Regions from separate parts of the Homo sapiens genome. Here region 2 is linked to region 1. A link is an interaction called in ENCODE POLR2A ChIA-PET data of the cell type or tissue named here. Cell type or tissue: HepG2. All regions are shown on one strand. Links, peaks and the distances in the headings refer to the core of each region. The heading gives the core; the rest is flanking DNA. Region 1 overlaps MSI2 (musashi RNA binding protein 2). Region 2 overlaps MSI2 (musashi RNA binding protein 2).

Region 1 (10,215 bases), core at 638-8,637:
TAGATCTTCTGACCAGCTCGCTGAGGATGTAATAATAATGGATGGCAGCTGTTTAGTTCTTCTTATGTGCCAGAATATTGCACATGAATTAGCTTCTTCCTTTTTTTTTTTTTTTTTCCTTCTGAGACAGAGTCTCACTCTGTCTCCCAGGCTGGAGTGAAGTGGCATGATCTTGGCTTACTGCAACCTCCACCTCCCGGGTTCAAGCGATTCTCCTACCTAAGCCTCCTGAGTAGCCGGAATTACAGGTGCCCGCCACCACTGCTGGCTAATTTTTGTATTTTTAGTAGAGATGGGGTTTCACCGTGTTGGTTAGGCTGGTCTCAAACTCCTGACCTCTGGTGATCCACCCACCTCAGCCTCCCAAAGTGCTGGGATTACAGGCATGAGCCACCACGCTCGGCTGAATTAGCATCTCTTAATGCTCATAACAGCACTATGAGATAGGTACCAACTTGAAGTGAAGTAACAGAGGCACAGAAAGGTTGAGTAATCTGCCCAATGTCACACAGCTAATAAATACTAGAGCCAGCATCCAAGCCCAGGGAGTCTAGCTCTAGAGTTTCTGGCCTCTCCCATTAGTCTGTACTGGTGAGCTGGGACCTGGGTCTAGGTGCCCTAGCAGGCACTGTTTGTGGACACATGGGTCATTGGCAGAAGAACTGCAATGCCTTTTATAAATCTAGAATTCGACAGTGTCACCAAGCAGATGGGATTCTGCAAAAGACAGGACTATATGCCCATGACCACATTTGCCATCATTTGATTTTAAATTGACAGCAGTTAGGGCGGAGGGGCTCCTTCACTGCAGTCCCTCAGGGAGCCTCACCCCCCTCCCGGGCTCTCAAACCCTCTGGCCAGCTCCTTGTGCTTCTCCTGTGGTGATGAAGGGCAGTTTCTTGAGTGCCACATAGTTCCTGAGATCTACAGAGACATCTTGACCTTGGAAATTCCTATCGTTCTTAGAAAATCCCTAGTTCTGGAGCTAAAGTAGGAAAAATTATAGAGCTGAGTAGTTGAGGAGCAGTTTAATTAAAAACGACAAAAAAAGAAATGTAAATGAATTAGGCAAAAATCTTCATGGGGCATCATTATTGGTAGAGGAGGACCCTGAGAGGAGATTAAGATTTCCTTTTATTTATTTTTAAGTTCCATTGTAATTGAACCCTTAGGCTTGAGAGGGTAAGGATTCCTCACACAGTCTGATTTCAACAAGAATTTGTCTTTGTTAATTTATATAGGGAAGTGTAGTAAATCTACCAGGAACAGGACGTTGGCCCCTGTACTATTTCAAGGGGGTCTTGAGAGTAATAGCGCCTGACAGTTTTCCAGCAGCTAAGGGATTTTTTTTTCTGCTTCAGAAAGCAAAATGTTGTATGAGTTGTGCAAAATGTAGAAATGATTTGAAGAATTAGGGTGCAGCAAATAGTACAGTTTTCAGCAAAGCACTGAAGACTTCATCAAGTTATAAAGTTAGCAAGTGGAGGGAAGACAGGGGTGGACCAGTGGGGTACAGCACAGGTGTGCTGTGGGCCTGTCATTCTTGTTTAATTTCCTTTTTCCCTGGTCCCAATTTGAATTGCCAAAATATGTTAGATTGCAGTGCATTATTTCATTTGCCTGCTTTGTAATTCCTCTTTACCTCAAACAGATGAAAACATGGCACTAAAGCAAATTGACAGCTCTTGAAATGAGAAAGATCTTTATCCTTCAGAGTGTTGATGTAGAAATAAATGAAAGAAAAACATACTTGTTGGGTCTTGAAGCAGCTTGAATTGATACTTTTTTTTTTTTTTTTTTTTTTAAGGGAAGATATGGGTTTTTCCCTCTCCGTTCTTTTTTCCCCCTTAGGGTGTTGTGTGGCTCAGGGATTAAGTAGGAGGGTTGGTTATTCTGTCAATACTCATTTACAAAGATCTGAGTCATGATTTGGGTGTAAGGAGTAGACCAAAAATTTCCAACCTCTCAGGGTCAACAGAAGGAATGCCGAGTCCTCAAGTTGACTTCCTTACCTCAAAAAATCTATCAGGCACCATGGGTACCCCACCCCAAACCACATATGGGCCAACTGAAATGTCAGGCCTGCTTGCCTTACACAGAGCACCCCGACACACCCCATCCCAGCCACTTCACGCTGCCAAAAAGCTCCAGTGATGATCAGGATGAATATTGATAAATGATTTTCCATACTTCAAAAGTAAGTAGTTTGGTGTATGAAAGATCTCAAAACATTTAAGGTCTGTGTTTCAAAAATTAAATGAAAGACAGGCCTAATGGCTCAAAATAGAAAGATTGGAAACCACTGGGTTTGATGCTCTTTTTTATCTGAGTCTATTTTGTTTTGTTTTGTTTTGAGACGGAGTCTCGCTCTGTTGCCCAGACTGGAGTGCAATGGCATGATCTCGGCTCGCCGCAACCTCCGCCTCCCGGGTTTAAGCAATTCTCCTGCCTCAACATCCCGAGTAGCTGGGATTACAGGCGCCTGTCACCATGCTGGGCTAATTTTTGTATTTTTTAGTGGAGATGGAGTTTTGCCATGTTGGCCAGGCTGGTCGTGAACTCCTGACCTCAGGTGATCCATTTGCCTCGGCCTCCCAAAGTGCTGGGATTACAGGTGTGAGCCACTGCACCTGGCCTTATCTGAATTCTTTTCTTTATCCTCCAAAATCTTCCTGAAACTCAACAGTACGCACTTATTGGACGCTTATTTTTGTATTAATCCCTCTAGTGGGCGCTAGGTAGGGAATGCAGAGCTGTATATGAAATTTCCTGAGGACTAGGGAGAGGAAGCGATGGGGGAGTGTGGACCACCAATTCATGTATTCATGTGACAGAATAAGATTTCAGAGTTGTGTATGCCAGCGCCAAATACAAGAAACAGATAAGGGATAGATATTTCTACTGTATGCCTACCTTATTTATGCCTACTTTATCCAAATCAACAGAAATGAGGGCATAGTTGTTTGTATTATAAACAGATCTGCCATGGGGTTTCTTGAAATCATGAGCCCCCTTGTGGTTTCTTTTTATTATTATTATACATTTTTATTTTAAAATAGTGTAGGACTCACAAGAAGTTGTAAAAATAGGACAAAGAGCTCTTGTGAACCCTTCATCCAGCTTCCCACAATGATAGTACTCCCATAACCACAGTACTTTGTTAAAGCCAGGAAACCAGTGTTGGTACCTTATCAGTTTTCATGTGTATTTGTGTGTAATTCTTTAAAATTGTACTACCTGGAGATTTGAGTAACTATCACTACAATCAGGATATATAATAGAACTGTTCCATCACCCCAACAAACTCCTTGTGTTTCTCCTTAATAGTTACACCCTGGCCCCACTCCTAACTCCTGGCAACCACTGATCTGTTCCTCATCACAATAATGTTGTCGTTTTGAGAATGTCACAGAAATGGAGTCATACAGTATGTAATACAGCCTTGATACTGACTTTTTCACTTGGTATGATCCCTCTGGTCAGTTGTGCACCAGTTGTGTACCAGCTGTATTCCATTGTAGGAATGGAATGGAATGGTTTGTTTGTCCATTCCCCCTGTGTTTCCAAAAGATGGTTTATTTGCATGCGACCCATTGCATCACAGTACATCAAGCCGGGTACACTTACAAAGTTAAACCTCACTCATCCGTACTGATTTCACAACTTTGTAGTTATCAATACAAAGTCTGTTATCCCATTATGCAGTCCTCATCCAACAGATATTTGTTGAGCATCTGTGCATGCCGGGGCTGGAATGCATTCTGGTAATAGCATAGGGTAGTCATTTGCCACAGGCCAAATGCTTTCCTGCGTGTTGTATCAATAGTTTCTACTTTTCAATGCTGGGGTGAAGGTTAACAGTGATCACGTGTTCCTTTTACACACAAGGAAGCTGAGCTGCTTTGGAAAGCCATGCCCAAGATCATGCGTAAGTGGAAATGGAGTGGGATTTGAACCCAGGATGTGTGATGGCATGCCAAGTTTCTTTTATTCTGTAACTGTGGCTTCAACTGTACCCGCTGAATTGCTTACAGCCAGTTTGCTCCTCTAGAAAATGAGTGGACTGGACTCATATCCTTTTTATCCTCTCTGCCTTGAAGAGTTTATGATCCTCCCTGAACAAGAAGTAACTTTGCCCAGTGACTGCATCTCTCAGCCTGTTGCTGCACTTGAAGTTTGTTCTCAGCAGCATTTTCTTAGCCATTATTTGAAGACAGTTTCGGAATTCAAAAGTAGCAAATTAGAATTCCTCTAAAAACAGTCGGTAGTTCAGACCTTCCCTCATTTTGCTAATTTTTGACAGGGTCTTTGGGTCAGGACCAGGACTGGGAAACCCATGGGACTCTAGGGATGACTTTAGGGATAAGGGGATTGGGGAGATTGGCTGCCAGGCAGCCCAAAGGGGAAGGAGCAGGAACTTCCTTGGATGTCATCAAAGCCCCATGAAGAAACTCTGGGGCTGAGTGGTGCTGAGTGCGCTGATTCGGGTGCCTGATGCTATACAGTTCGCAGAATTCTGCCTTGTGCCAGAATTGCTGGGGATCAGAGGAGGCTGCTATTTCAGGCATCTAAGTGCTACTGCTGCTGAATTCAGGCCTGAGCAGCTTGTCCGAGAGGGCGGGGCAGAGATGCTCCTCCAAGCTTTTGAAGCTCCACGAAGGGTTCAAAGGAGTCTTGGAGAAGGGATTCCTGTACTGGGCGGGAAGTGGAAAGGTGACCTTTGGGTCACTTCTAACTCCTGAGTCTGTGATTCTGAGGCAAATGGAACTTCCTCTCTCCCTCGGTTACCAACATGCACTCCAAGATCTGGCTGAGTTCATTGGAATCAAAGGCTGGTACCTTCAAAGGGCTGGTGGAGAGAAAAGGGCCTGGGGCTTGGGAAACCTGCAGCTACTCCGTGACCTCTGGCTTATCCCCTTGCCCCTCCTCTGTTGTGGCCAAGAAAAGTGGTGGGGCTCTGGGACCCAACAGACCAGAGTCCACCTCCCATCAGAGTGGCAGAAAGAGATGGTGGGGGATGGGGAGGCACCGTAGTACAGGGGTGTCAGAGAGCCCAAAGGTCATTCTAAACACACATTTTTTCATCTGTGCTCTGCAACCAACTCTGCGTGTTTGTCAGACAAAAGAGCTTTAATAAATATTAGTTTAATGAATAAATGTGTCACCTTGGCAGAGCTCTCCCTCTCCCTCAGTCTTCTTTTTTCATCAGCCAGTCTTAAAGAGAGCAGGGTGGAAGATGTCTGAAGCCCTGTCCTGAAAGCTGATGCCCTCAGAAGTTCCCTGCACTGGGGCCCCTGGCCTTTCTGAAATGTAGGCAAGCCCTTCATCCCATTATCAAGCCATGTTATTTACCCTCCCTGTTTTCCAGACAGAAAGAAGGTGCAGATGGCCCATGGGATTAAAATTGGGATTGGAACCAAGATTTTCCAAGCCTACAAAACTCCTTTCTCCTCTCCCCCTCCCCTCCCCAGGCGTATGGCTGCAGCTACGCTTGTCACCATCCGAGACTGCATTGGCCACAGGAGATGTGGATGATTTTTCCATTTGTCCTGATGTTTATTTCATGCCCATCAATATCAGCCCGTATTAGGACAGATGAGGTGGCTATTTACAGGCTGTGCATTTTCACACTTGGTAATTATAAACCCTTCCCTGGTTCGGTCAGAGTCGTGGAGATCCATTTTGGCAATTAGCAGTTTAGTATTTGTTTAATGGGAATGTGAGAGAGTGTTCCGGCACATCAGTGCTCCCCTAAATGATTTGCCTCTCTCCTCTGGAGCTGGCAGGCTTGGGCCTTTTTCATGGTAGGTGAGGCCTGATGGGGAGAGGCTGGAGAGGGGGAGAAGGGAGCATTCAGCAGTTCAGCAGCCTGCCTGCCACTCCCCTCCCCCAGCACATGCACGCACGCACTCACAATCAGTGCTGAACACGGGCCTGGATTTCCAGAGCACAGCAGCCGCCACTTGAAGGAGCCTCACACGAGAGGCCGTTAGGCCAGATGCCATTTCCATGTGACAGCTGTCAAGCCTGCCGGATCCAACTGCTGCTCCTCAAACAGCTCTCTCTCTCAGTGTCTCTCTCCCCTTCCCTCATCGCCTCCTCTCTACACCCCATCTCAGATATCCCCAGTGACAGCCTGCTGCCCCACTCTCCAGGGTGGTGCTTGGGCCCACGGCTTTGCAAGCTCAGCCAGAATGGAGCTCCCACCCAGTCCTACCTCTCACCGGGAGACTCTGCCTTCCCTGGCTTAGTCTTGAGATAGGGCCTCCTGGGACTGCTCCCCCAAGGGCACACTGGTTCTGTTAGTGGCCTTCCCTTGGCATAGTCCATTCACAATAAGAAAACCCACAGCATTGGGTGTGGCTCCCGGCTTAACTGCATGGACCATGTATGGGTGTGTGCATGCAGGCGAGGGGATTGCCAGGATGGGGCAGTGAATTGAGCCAGTGTCTGTTATGATGAGCATTTTCTGTGTGGTAGGCGCTCACTGGCTACCACATGAGCCTTCCTAACAACTCCAGGAAGCAAGACACACTGAGTATCCTTAGAGTCACTGCACGGGGCGGGGAGACTCGCATGGCTGAGCCTGGACTGCGTTCCAGAGCCCTCTGGCAGTTCCAGCTCTGCTAGAGGCTTGCTCCATGACTATGGAGGAGCCCGGTGATCTCGAGCTTTTGGAATTCACTTATCTAAAAGGAAGAGACCCAATATCCTCCTCTTTCCTTTACCTTTCCAATCATTCCTCCTCTCCCGAGCCTACCGGGGCAATATACCTCCATTTCCTTGAGGTTACCTAATCACCTCTATTCACTTTTTGGTAGAGTTTTAAAGCAGTGTTTGTTGGTTCATCCAGCAGACAGGGGCACTGCACAAAGCTCTTAGGGATTCAAAAAACAGAACACAAGTAAGGGAGAACAGAAGACTTAGGGACTCATCTGATTTTAACTACTGGCTCCACCATTTACTTACCTGTGTGATCCTAGGCAAGTCACTTACTGTCGGTGAACCACAATTTCCTCACCTGTAAAATGGGTGTATGATGCCACGTGTGTGGGCACGTGCCTGTAATCCCAAGCTACTCAGGAGGCTGAGTCGGGAGGATCGCTGGAGCCCAGGAGTTTGATACCAGCCTGGGCAGACAAATCGAGACCCCATCCCTACAAAAAATAAAAAATAAAAATTTTTAAATTTTAAAAAGAGAAAAAAAATGGGTGCCTGAAATGGGTATGATAGTATCTACCTCCAAGCTATTGCAGTAATTAAATGAGCTTTGCAAATTGCCTATTACGCTCCAGTAAATGGTAGTTATTATAACAATCATTATTTCAGGAGGATAGACATTTTATAACTTAGAGTCTGATACAGACTTGTGGAATCAGAATCTCTGAGCAGGAGGTTTTGCCTTAGGTAGATAAAATGTCTACGTCTCCAGGATTAAGTTGTCTGAAGACCCCACATCTTTCAGTTCCCATGGGCAGGTGTCCCTTTGTTGAATTCATAACTGCTATCTGATAAACATTGTGCGTTTTTTCTTGTAAGCTAAATGGGAAAATAGAATGATCCCACAAGAATAAAAGAAGTAAATGTAGGAAAAAATTAAGGGCTGTAAAGGTCTTGCTAATGGGGACAAAATACTCTGGCCATTGTAAGGTGTGGGAGCCTTCTGTGAAGAGTTCGAGAAATGTTCTTAATGCCACTGAACTGTAGACCCCAAAAATGGTTAAAATGATAAATTTTATTTTATATATTTTTTGCCACAATTAAGAACAATTTTTTTCATTTAGGAGATATTTTATTTTATTTTTGAGGCAGTCTTGCTCTGTCGCCCAGGCTGGAGTGCAGTACCATGATCTCAGCTCACTGCAGCCTCCGCCTCCTGGGTTCAAGCAATTCTCCTGCCTCAGCCTCCAGAGTAGCTGGGATTACAGTTGTGCACCACGACACCCAACTAAATTTTTTTTTTTTCTTGTATTTTTAGTAGAGATGGAGTTTCACCATGTTAGCCAGGCTGGTCTTGAACTCGGGACCTCAAGTGATCTGCCCACCTCGGCCTCCCAAAGTGCTGGAATTACAGACGTGAGCCACTGCCCCCAGCCCTAGTTGAGGAGAAATTATGTAGACTTTTTCTCTTGTTAGTCAGTAAAGGCCTGGGTTCAAATTAAAATAAACAGGCTTTCAGATGGATGCAAACTAGCATTTTTTGACATTTGGAATGAAGGAAAAACGTGCCTGGCAGCAGCAGCTGGGATAGAAACTCCAAGCGCACCTTCATCACTGCAGTCTTCCAGGGGTAAACACACAGGGACAGAAAGGCTGGCTGTAGCAGGAGGAGGCCAAGAACCTGAGATGGGCAGGAAGGCAGCGGCTGGCAGGCTGAGGCTTGGACTCAAAAGCCCAGCATCTGAACCCCAGGCCCAGCCCCTGCCGGCTCTAGGACAAACCAGTAGGAAAACTGAGTCTCAGAGAATTTGTAATACTCCCTTTCTCGTGGGGTTATTGTGACCACGAAAGTAGTAATAATACCTGTGAAAATATTGGTGGTGATGGGAAAAAAAACAATGGTTTTGTTAGGTTTTCTTAAAGCCCTCTGTTCATTTTTGGCTCTTCCGAGCTGCTTCTCATATAGAACTTTGGCTTTCTTGTACTAAGACTGAGTTAAGCTTAAGGAGAGCCCTAAGAAAGTAGGATGAGGCAAGGAGTGCCTGCTCCTGACTTCTGGCAGGGAATGAACTTCTAATCTTTAGGCAGCAGAAGGCCCATTAATACTCATTTACTTAGGGCCTGTCTACACACACATATGCTGTGTTACGGCTCAACTCAGCTCTATTTAGCCATTTAGAACGGTGGGTCTCGGCCTTGGCTGTACCCTGGATCACTGGGGAGCTTTAAAAAATCCTCTTTCGGGCTGCCCACTCCAGAGTACTGATTTAATAGGTTGGGGTGTGGCCTTGGTGAGCAGTCACGGCTGAAAAATCACTGATGTAGATTTCAGAATGAACCAATGGGATTTTCCAGTCTGCTCCTTCTTCTCCGTCCTTCCTCTTTGGAGAATGGTTAAAGACAGACCAACCCCACCCTTTTCAAGGCCAGAGCACACGGAAAAGTCTTATTTCAATAAACTACACATTATTCCTGAGCTTTACGGAAGGAACCGATTTGGGTTTTGCCTAAGCTGGCAGGGAGAGAGGTGGAGACAGTGCCTTCCCATGTTCTGCGTAATCCTGGACCCAGGCAGCGGCTGTCTCCACCACAGGCCCCAGGCACCTGTGGCCTGGGCAGTCCTGCCACCTCAGCCGAGTCTCACTCTTGTGGCCTTAGCTCCTTGAGTTTACAGAGCATAATGCCTGTTAAGCCTGACACACTATAGTATCATGGTATTGCATTTGAGGGTGTTTATTTATACTAACACTTGGAGCGTTTGAGTGGGAGCAGGAAGAGAAATTCAAGGGCATTTGTTCTGGGGGAGTTTGGAGAGCTGGGTTTCTTCTCTTCCCTTTCCCCTCCCTCCTTGCATTTGACCAGATAATTTAAGGATCATCTGAAGTGCCGTTTCCTGCTTTGTTCTTGATATGTGTGGCTTGCGGGTGTGTATATTTATATCCCCAGAGGAGTAGGACATTTCTCAGGGCATGCATCGGCCACAGCAAAGCTCTGGAGCAGCCTCACAGCACAGAGAGTTTGCAAAAGCCCAGTGGCCAAGTCAATGCTTCCAGAGCATCGTCCCAGCTGCCTCTGGAGTCCATGTTAGCATTCCAGGCAGAGAGTCTTTATGCATGGATCTTAGGGGCCATCTCATAGAATTTCCTCCTTTCACAGAAGAAAAACTGAGGATAGAGGAGGGAGGTGACTGGTCCTCAGTGAGATCCTGGTGGGGCTGGGATTAGAACCTGGACTCCCTCCATGCTTGGTGCGGCACTCCCCACCACACCCAGCTGCCTCCCAACACCTGCTGAGTTACGTACCAGCAACACTGCTCTTTAGCTGTCTCCTGGGAACAAGTTTTTTGTGTCCTCAGATCAGTTCAGCTTCACTCACCTACTATGTATTTGGGGAGCCAAAACTGTAAAACCTTCAGCAGAAGAGGCAGTGGTCCAGGGGACATACTGTAGGTTCCCACCCATTAGCCAGCTAACTGGACAATAGCATTTTTGACCTCCCTCCATGTACCTTTGCATTGTGTCCTTTTTTTTTTTTTTTGAGGTGGAGTCTCACTCT
Region 2 (10,215 bases), core at 1,499-9,498, 60 kb after region 1:
AAGACAGTGGGAAAGTAATAGTAATGATAATAATGTCACTTTGAGAGCACATCCAGACACTCCTCTGTTCTTTTCCTCTCTGTTCCCAGCTGGGCAGGTGAGCAGCTTACACCAAATGGGAAAGCCAATACTTTCTACAGCCGACTGCGTGCCTCTGCCTTCCCCGCCCACATCAGGAGAGGGTCCCAAACCCTCCCTCTCTGCAAATGCCCACTTCCCTCATGTCCTCTCAATCCCACCTACACCCACCCTAGTTCTCCAGACCCCTAAGGAAGGGTACTTTATCATTAGGCCAACTAATTGTTCATCTGTGCTTCAGTGGGTGTGGTGGGGGAGCTAGAAAGCTGATCAGCCGTGCCAAAGAGTAAATCAATGGATCGTAGCCAAGTCAGGACAGGTGACCCTGACAGGTGTGTGCAGCAGAATCGGATCCTCAAGCCAGAGCCTGCTGGGAAGCATGAAGGATTTGGCATCACCAAGGAGGAATGTCGCAGGTTTGAATAAGGATTCAGAGGTTTAATCAGCAAAGCTATTTAGGTCCCAGTGAGTCTAACTGTGAGAATTATTTTGAGCTTCACCCTGTTCCAGAAATTTTGGGTTCGCTAAGCAAGATGGTATTTGGCAGCAGCAACCTGGAAAAGAGTGAGGACTTGCCATAGAAGCCTCTGGGATTAGAGGAATTTGCAGAGCCTCAGAGCCCAAGGCTGGCGCCCAGTAATTTTTGTGGGACATGGTCTCAGAACTCTAGCTTCTGACGATTTGCTTTTAAAAGTCCAATCTGTCTGCCTTTCTCCTTAAGGCAATCTGTCCTGAATTCAAGATATTCTGTGTCTGCTTGTCTTTGTCCATTTTGTCACCTTGAGACATGGCTGCAGCCTCAGGTACCTCCTGGCACATAAGCAGGTGCTAAACCAATATTGATTGAATCGAAGGAGGCTAGCACGTTGGAGGGAATGTGTTGCCTTCTGTGTAAAGAGCCCTCCTTTCCCCAGAGCTGGCATCTCTGCTATGGAGGCTGCCACCCACCAGCTCAGGGCAGAGAGCTGAGCTCGGCCGACCTCCATTCGTCAGCACGGCGCCACATTTGGGTAGCACCTGCTTCCCCGCCGTCCTGATTTAGAGGAGCCTGGATTCAGGTTTCTGTTGTAAACTCTATTTTTAACTAAACCGAGTGGAGATCAGGCTGAGATGGCTGTAACTTATGGGCATGAGGTGACCAATGCAAAGGTAACAGGATGCATTCTCACTGGAACTGCTGTGCAAGTGTGGACGTGCCCGACAACTCCGTCTGAGGATCCCACATGGGCACAGTGACCTGGGATGGAGCAGGAGTGCCCCCTCGTAGAGTCCAGATGCACATGTCCAATGGGAAGGCGAGGGCAGTCTCCTAGAATGCCTCTGTGGTGGGCGGTACGGTGTTCATGGGGACCACTTGTCAGTGTCTGCCCTTATTTGTCAGCATTGGTTACTAGTTATTGTAAAGATATTGCCTTACATTTATATTTCCCAAATGCATTGATCCCTATAATGACCTTGAAAAGCAATAATAGCGTTATAATAATATGTAATAATAGTATTAATGACCAGCAACTTCTGCTTATTGATCCCTTAGGATGTGTCGTGCTCTGTGCCAAGTGCCCTCCTACATTATCACTCATTAATAAACCAGGTGGGGAGGCTGTTACTGGGATTTCCATTTTTCAGATTCATTCATTCATTTGACAAATTTTTATTGAGAATAAGTTCTAGGCACAGGGAATTCAGCAGTGAACCACCCAGGCTGAAATCTCTGCCCTCAATGAGGAAGCTGAGCCTGTTGAGGTCACCTGAGTTGCTCAGGGTGATAGAGCCCATAGAGTGAGGCTGGGGATCAACCCCCATCACTCCAGACCTGCTGAGTTCCTGGGCCACCACATTTATCAGCAAGGATAACCGACCAGCCATTGGCCTCTATTATATGGCAGCTTATCCAGGGCTGTGTTAACACTAAGCCTTCCATTTATTTTGGTTGATCTTCCAGGGGCTGATGGAGGAGTGACAGGCTTTAGGGACAGACAGACCTGGGCTTACATCCCAGCTCAGCGACTCCCTGATGGAAGGAGGGCATGGACAGTGACTTGACTTTGCTGAGCATCTGATTCCTCATTTGTCTAACTGGGATAACATTACTTGCCTTGAGGGCGAGGGCAGGCTAGAAGGATTAGATATCATCATATGAAGGGGTTGAGTAGGACTTATAAGCCAAGTACGTGGTGGTGGTTGTGACGATAATGATGACAACCTAATAAGAAGGAAAAGCCAGGCGGGGAAAGGAATATGGCTCATCCTAGAGGAGAACAAGTCAGGAGGTAGCTCTACCCCTCCCTCCCTGGGCTAGGATTTGTCAGTCCCAGGTTGGGAAAGGAACTCCAGCCCCTGCACATCTGTGTCTCCCCAGCCCCACCCCTCATATCCTCCATCCTAGCCCCAGCAATGCCGCTGCTCCTCTGGGGAAAGCTAATGGCCAAGGCATTACTTAACTCCTGGCTTTTCTCCAGCCTTTGCTGAGGCCTCCACCACTGCCAGCTTCTCTCTCGTCACTATTTGGTTATGTTCCTTTACAAGCCAATGAAATAAAATAAGAAAGTCCATTATACCTCTGGTTGGCAGAAAACCAGGAGCTAAGAACCAGAGTGCAAAGGCCCTCATGAGTCTGTAGCACAGGCCATTGGATGGGGATGTCTTCCTTCAGAAGGATGGTGCATGGGCGGGGCAGGGCGGAGAAGCCAGCCCATGGGCCAGTCCACAGAGCCCAGGTCAAGGATGCAATTCTGGGTCCTGTGTCCCCATGGTTGAGCCTCTGGTGGCCACCCCCAGTCTCTCCTAGAAGGTTTCCAGCCTGGATGTGTCAGGCTGGCATGTGTGCCAGGCTGGATGTGTCATATGGGGCACAGCCTTTAGGCGCAGCAGTAGGTGACCCTTTGTAGGGCAAGGGTCTCTCTCTGAGTGTGGGTTCTGTCCTAGCTTTTGCCATCTATCTTCTACCAACTACTGTGGAGCTTCGGTTTCATCAGTCTTAAGAGATGAGCAGGACAGATGGCTCTGCCAGCCTTCAAAGACACAAATTCTGCATTCTCTCTCTCTCTTTTTTTTTTTTTTTTTTTTGAGACGGAGTCTCGCTCTGTCGCCCAGGCTGGAGTGCAGTGGCACGATCTCAGCTCACTGCAAGCTCCGCCTCCCGGGTTCACGCCATTCTGCTGCCTCAGCCTCCCAAGCAGCTGGGACTGCAGGTGCCCACCACCACGCCCGGCTAATTTTTTGTGTTTTTAGTAGAGATGGGGTTTCACTGTGTTAGCCAGGATGGTCTCAATCTCCTGACCTCGTGATCCGCCCACCTTGGCCTCCCAAAGTGCTGGAATTACAGGCGTGAGCCACTGTGCCCGGCCGCATTCTCTTTTTTAACTCCCTCCCCCCGCCACCCCCCGGCTGGAGCAGATCCCTGTTCTGGCTGGTCCCATCCCCTCCACAAGCAGCCCATGGACACTGAAGCTTATTCCTGGAGAGAAAGTGATTGGGAGATCCAGGGTTTTGCCTGGCTTATAGTTTCTGTGGCATCATTTGCCCTAGATGCTCAAACGTCCTATCTTGTCGGTGGAAGTGGCAAAACCACATTTGACACCGCTCTAGGTGGCGGCTCAATGGGAGTGGAGTGCTGCGCATCTCCTGTTTGACCTTTCAGTCGCTGCATGGCTCTTCCAAGCTGCCGCAGCCTGGAGAAATGTGAACTTTCACCAAAGCCTTTGCAAATGAGCTTTTCCAGACAAGGCAGATGGCTTTGTTTGGCCAGGCCTGAGGACCCCGGGATTGACTTCCTTTCTGCTCTTTCTTCTCACTGTCCTCTTACTCCCCTGCACCTCAGACCTTCAGCTAAGCAGATTCCACTCCCCCTGGCCCAGGCTCTGGGTAGAAATTGGAAAAGGAGCCGGGCGCGGTGGCTCAGGCCTGTAATCCCAGCACTTTGGGAGGCTGAGGCGGGTGGATCACGAGGTCAGGAGATCGAGACCATCCTGGCTAACACGGTGAAACCCCGCCTCTATTAAAAATACAAAAAATTAGCCGGGCCTGGTGGCAGGCGCCTGTAGTCCCAGCTACTCGGGAGGCTGAGGCAGGAGAATGGCGTGAATCCAGGAGGCGGAGCTTGCAGTGAGCCAAGATTGTGCCACTGCACTCCAGCCTGGGCGACAGAGCGAGACTCCGTCTCAAAAAAAAAAAAAAAAAAAAAAAAAAATTGGAAAAGGAGGCTCTGGTGGATTGAAGAAGCAGCCCTGGCGTATTTTTCTTACTTAAAACTTGGTCTGGGACTAACTGCCTCTGGTCAGAACTGATTTAGTTTTTAGGAATCATTTGTAAGACAGACACTGTGGGAAGGCCATCCTTTAAAGCCATTGATTCCTGTAATAATTATTTGCTGAACACTGGCTCTGTGCTGGGCACTTATCAGGGGCTGAGGATATGGTGGTGAACAAAACCAACAGCAGTCCTGGAGCTCAGGCTCAACAACTCTATTCCTTGCACACATTCTAGCCGTGGAGAATGTGGGTTGTGTGCTTCTCACAGCCTTGAAGGCAAGGGCTGGATCCTACTCTCCATTGTATCCTAAAGGCCCAGCTGAGATTCTTTCATATAGAAGGTATCCAATGAATGTTTGTTGTAGGAATAGATGTTTTCTGTATTTCCTAAGACTCTAAAATGAATGTTACTTTTATAATCAGAAGACCATAATCCATGTTGGCTGGGTGCAGTGGCCCACACTTGTAATCCCAGCACTTTGGGAGGCCGAGGCAGGTGGATCACCTGAGGTCAGGCGTTTGAGACCACCCTGGCCAATATGGTAAAACCCTGTCTCTACTAAAAATACAAACATTAGTGGCACGGTGGTGCATGCCTGTAATCCCAGCTACTTGGGAGTCTGAGGCACAAGAATCGCTTGAAACTTGGAGGTGGAGGTTACAGTGAGCTGAGATGCGCCACTGCCCTCCAGCCTGGGTGACAGAGCGAGAATCTGTCTTTAAAAAAAAAAAAAAAAAAATGACTATAATCGATGTCTAATTTTAAAGAAAAAAAAAAAGGAAGGTTGGGCAGGGCGAGATTTTGACATGGTTTATAGGAAGCCTGGGGTTTTTTTAGTTGACTGTTAAGTTTTCTTTGAGGCAACAGGTGATGGAGCTGCTAAGGACGCCACCACAAAGGGAAGTCCAGTCCGGTATTTGGTTGCACTGCTCAGACCCCATGTGGAATATTCCATTCCAGGCATTTATTTTAAGAGGGGCATTGACAAGATAGACCACATCAGAGGAGGTCGTCTGATGGGGACCAGGACAGTATTACGGGAAAAATTCCAGAGGAACCAAGGAGACTCGAATAAGGAGAAATGAGGTGGCTACGTTAGATCTTGAAGGACTACCCCTGGGAGGGGGGCCAGGCTGCTTCCCCAACCATGAGTGGCCGTTTGTGAAGTTACCAAGAGAAAGGCTGATCCTTGGGCTGAAGAATTTAGCAACACCTCAAGATGCCCAACTCAAACAAGCTGTGTTTATGAAGTACCGAGGGGTGATGCCCCTTTCCCCAGAAATATTCAGAGACTAGAATTGATGAGGCAGCAAGATGGGGCCAGGGACCACTTTGCAAACCACTGGTGGGTCCTGCATTATGAAAGTCCAGCCTGGTCCAAACCGTCCCATTTCCAGACCCATAGAGCCCAACTGGTAATATTTCAGGAGGATTCTGTATAAAATTATATCTTTAAGCCCTGGTCTCCAGTAGATATTGGTTTAATTACCAGTTATTTACTGCCATGCTCAGTAGATGATAGACAAGCAAGAGAAAAGGATAAAATGAAAAAAATTAAAAAGAAAATTCCAAACCCTTTGAGGTAGTAGGAAGAGCCCCCTACTTGCTGAAGATGATTAAGAAATAAAGAGAAAGCTTTTCTTGGAGTCATGATGTAAGCCCAAAGGGAAAGTAGGTTCTTATTTATGAAAAAAGGTTATAACTTAAGCTGTTCAGAAGCACAGCAATTACTTGGAGTAAGATGCCTCTTAATTCATTTGGCCTCCTTTGTAGGTGGCTGAGTAAGTGTTTCTGCGTCCTCGGACTCCAGCCCTTCTTTGGTCGCCACTTGCTTTTGTTCACGGCAGGTCACTGGGTACTCCAGAGGCATTGTTGATAATAACATCTCTTTCCTCCCCCACACCACCCGCAAGCAAAGCTTTGGAAAAACAGCCAAGTGTTCAGCAAAGTGAAGGCTTCGCTTTTCTTCCTCCCCGCTCCTCCCCTTGTTGAGAAATCCCATTATCCGGGAGAATGATTGTGAAACTCCAATCTGTCTGCCGCTGAGCTGTGGGCCGTTCTTCTTGCCTCCTCCGCCCCTGCCCTGGTCCCCTTGTCTATCTGCAGGGGGAAGACAAATATCTATATATTAAAGCTTTAAGAATCTATAAATCTGAGTTGATTCTCTGCTGGTGACAGCCCAAGCTCTTTCCCACCACGTTTGACATGATCTAATGGGTTTACAGTTGTTTGAGTGCTTCTCTGAAGCAAATGAAAGTGCTTAGTTAGGGGACGTATGAAATGGCATTGTTTGTTCTGGGCACTACAGCAAAGCTAGGGGATCATCTTTAAATTATCCACCCTTTCTCTTCAGCCACCCCGCAGAACAAGGGGCTCTGCCGCTGAAGGAGCTGCAAAGACAGTTCCTACTGGCCTTGCCTTTCTGCTTGAGAGGTGCCAGGACTGGGGGGGTAGGATGCATCCCCAGCTGTATTCATTTCGCCAGGAAGCTTGGGGCTAATTGGGAACAGAAGAATGCCCAGGGGATGAGGGGAAGGGGACGGGAGAAGGATGGTCTCACCAAGGTAGAGGAGTGACAAATACTTGCTTCTAGCAAAACAGGAGTAAAAACAAGAGAGACTCCTAATGAGAGCTTTGGGGCAGTTTGTGCTTTCCATTCTCAGGGGCCAGCAGTGTGGGTTGGTGTGATTAGTTGCCTTGCTACTTGGCGCAAAACCAATTCCTCTTTTCAATATCAAGTTTCATAAGCGTGGAACAGTAACAAATCATTATAAACCCTCTGGGACTGGTGGGTGTGTGATGATGCGGGGTTGTTTTTCTTTTTCCCCCTCCTCTTTGATAAGCCCATCTTTTCAGCCCAGGTACATTTTTCCCATTGTAAACAGAAAATGGCATGGGAGGGAGTGTGTCTCGGAAACTTGCTGTATTGTTAATCTGTTATTAGGCAAAAGTCTTAACACCAGGCTGGGTGCTCAGATGCCTCATTGTGAGCTGGGGATGGAATTATGCATCATGAATAAAAACCGCTGTCAACATGCATTGGTTTCAAAACATTAGAGCATATGGTATGTGATTATCTGTATTGTCAAGTGCAATAAAGTGAATTTGGATATAATAAAGGATGTAATATTTTAGAAATTTGGTAATAAACTAAGGAAAGGATGACAGCTGAGGTTCCTTAAGGCCCCAGACACAAATAAATTGAAGTTACTGGTCTCTGTGGCCAAGTGGCAGAATGGCCGTAACATGGCTATCTGTGCTCGGTGATTTTCAAGTTGGGGAAAGCTCTGCTGTCGCTCGGTTGCCTTCTCTGGAGGACGCAGGGATGATCTGGCCCCCATGCTGGGTGGTGGGAGAGGCGGTGGCTCCCGTTGGAGACCCAGGTCTTGCCTCCTTGCCTGGCCTCAAGGTGTGCCCTGTGGCCTGCTCTGAGTGGCAGACGCATCTGCCTCCAGTCAAGGGCCGCCTTGTGCCAGCCATCAGGACATCTGAGGACCCCTCTCCCCTAGACAGTCACCTCTCAGTTAATCTCCAGCCCTCTTTGTCCCCATTTGGTCAATGGGAAGATGTTGCTGTAAACGCAAGGACCCTGAGCAGCCGCCCCTTGGAGGCAGCCGTCTTCTGGAACCCACATCCTACAGGGCCAAATTATTAAGTCATGACAGCAAGTCAATATAAGTAATGAGAATGGTCCTCTAGAGAGGCGTGAGTGCTTCAGCATCTGATGGGGGCTAGGAACTGTGCCAGGCTTCGGTGTACTCTCTCCTTAAATCCTCTATAACCCTATAATGCTGCTGTCCCTATTTGAAGGATGAGAAAGCTGAGACACAGCCAATCAGTTGTGGAACAGAGATTACAACCCATGTCTGAACCCAAAGCCCAGGCTCCTTCCACTTACAACCTTTTCTACAAATCCAGAGGCTCTTTCCATTCATAGTCCACAAATAATAACCCACATGTTCAGAAGGCCTCACCACAGGAAACTGGAAACCTTTACATTACTGGGTACCTAGGGCCTTGAAAGAATGTTCCAGAAAAAAAAAAAAAATAGAACCAGGTGACCAGCTGTCTCCTCTCTGTTCCCACTTGGGCCTAGCAGGGGCTGATCTGCCTTCATTATTCCTGGGGTTTTCCCTTAGCACTGATTTTTCTGTCCAGCTCTAGCAGGGTGAACCCATTTATCATCATATCCTAACAGTTTGCCTTGGTTCAGAACTCATCTTCCTCCTCTGGGAAGGGCTCCTGCCCCCACCAAACCAAAGTTTATCGATGAAGGCTGAGGCAGCATCTGTTTGCATCTCCTGACTGACTGCTTTTGTGTTTCTGACCCTGGCTTTACCTTGACCCCTGGCATTTGACTTCAGGGCTTGCCTTGGCCCCCAGCCTACAGGAAACCCCGGGTGAGGCCTGCCCCCCACACCCTCCACTTAGGCCTGGCCCCTTCCTTCCACCCCGGCATTCTGTGGCTCTTCCAGTCCTGGCTTCCAGTGCTGGTCTTGCTAGCTGCCCTGCCAGGTGGACGGCTTCATTAGTAAGCGTGAAAAATTGGGAGTGCCACCATCAGGCCAGGCTAAAGCAATTTGGATGGCTGGGAAAAGAGAAGACATTTAGTCCATTTCATGCCTGGATACCCCTGTAATTCCTGGGACAGGCTGGGAAGAGGCTTCAATAAACCCCTCTGGCCTAGGAATCTTGTGACCAGTTTGCACTGGAGACGACAACTAGGTGAGTTCAAATACACTTCCAAATCGCTCAGCTTTGGTACCTCAGAGGTGGCTCTGCTAAAGCTCTTATCACCGCAGTCAACATTTATTGATAGCTAAAGTATTTTCAAGTCTCAGCTGGTAGCCCACTCATTCCAAGCAATATTGGGTATAAAATCTTTATATAAAAACAACAGACTTGTGCAGGCATAACCAGAACTAGCATTATCTCATTTAATCCCCATGCCAGCCCCATGAGGTCAGCATCTTTTTTTTTTTTTTTTTTTTTTTTTTGAGACACAGTCTCGCTTTGTCACCCAGGCTGGAGTGCAGTGGCACGATCTCTGCTCACTGCAACCTCCACCTCCCAGGTTCAAGCGATTCTCCTGCCTCAGCCTCCCAAGTAGCTGGAACTACAGGCGTGTGCCACCACGCCTGGCTAATTTTTGTATTTTTAGTAGAGATGGGGTTTCACCATGTTGGCCAGGCTGGTCTTGAACTCCTGGCCTCAGGTGATTCCCCAGCCTCCACTTCCCAAAGTTCTGGGATTACAGGTGTGAGCCACTGCACCCAGCTGAAGTCAGCATCTTTATTCCTACTTTATAGGTGGGGACATAGGATCAGGGAGGTTGATGGCTTGCCCCACATCACACAGCTAGTAAACAACCAGGATTTCTACGATGTCCTCGGATCCAAGATTCAAATCCTCCCAGTCCATGGAATTTCACTCATCTGTCTTAAAAGAGTGTGTTGCTTTCTCCTCCTCCCCACCCAAACCCTTCCATGTAGGTTCTTTTGAGTAGGCTACACTGAGTGACATCTGAGAACAATTTTCTTTAGGAAAAAGAGACCTTGAGTCGCTGTCTCGTGAGTTTCTCCCAGACACAGTCTTAGAACATGTAGAGGGGCTGAGGGTGAACCCCGAAGAACACTTGTGTTCTTGCTCCAGATCCCCAGGGCTGCCCACTGACAACTGTCCCCACCCTGCTGAAGAGCTGGTGAAATTGAACCAAATGCTCCTAATGATCTGTGAATGTATTAATCCTACTTTCTGTTAATTAACAATATGATAAAACCAGCATTTCGTAAGTCGTCGCTTAACACATGTTTTAGCAATTATATACTTAGTGGTTTGTATTCAGAATGCTAATAGAATAAAATTTTAATGAAGATACGATGCTAT

What was found. ChIA-PET counts read pairs that join two places held together with the same protein. Peaks named below come from ENCODE experiments on the same cell type or tissue, not always from the same donor. Only the 100,000 strongest peaks of a DNase experiment are listed, where the experiment ranks them.
Region 2: POLR2A ChIA-PET joins it to region 1 with 41 read pairs; 7 of 35 experiments call an interaction of 5 or more read pairs at or near these places.

What each region holds. Positions count from the first base shown.
Region 1 is chr17:57,512,869-57,523,083 of GRCh38, forward strand. All of the region lies in intron 6 of MSI2 (musashi RNA binding protein 2), which reads left to right. LOC101927557 (a long non-coding RNA gene) reads right to left here. Exons shown (of 3, transcript NR_110808.1): 2 at 9,963-10,038; 3 at 9,380-9,824. Among named protein-coding and RNA genes, the nearest start is that of MSI2-AS1, 90 kb to the right of the region's middle. In HepG2, for the core only: no CTCF peak of the experiment used is centred there; DNase peaks (open chromatin) are centred at 3,693, 4,623 and 5,033.
Region 2 is chr17:57,571,705-57,581,919 of GRCh38, forward strand. All of the region lies in intron 7 of MSI2 (musashi RNA binding protein 2), which reads left to right. LOC107984993 (a long non-coding RNA gene) reads left to right here. Exons shown (of 2, transcript XR_001752947.3): 2 at 1-3,124. Among named protein-coding and RNA genes, the nearest start is that of MSI2-AS1, 32 kb to the right of the region's middle. RefSeq lists enhancers at 7,251-7,751, 7,752-8,252. In HepG2, for the core only: no CTCF peak of the experiment used is centred there; DNase peaks (open chromatin) are centred at 6,237 and 8,697; H3K4me3 peaks cover 1,146 bases.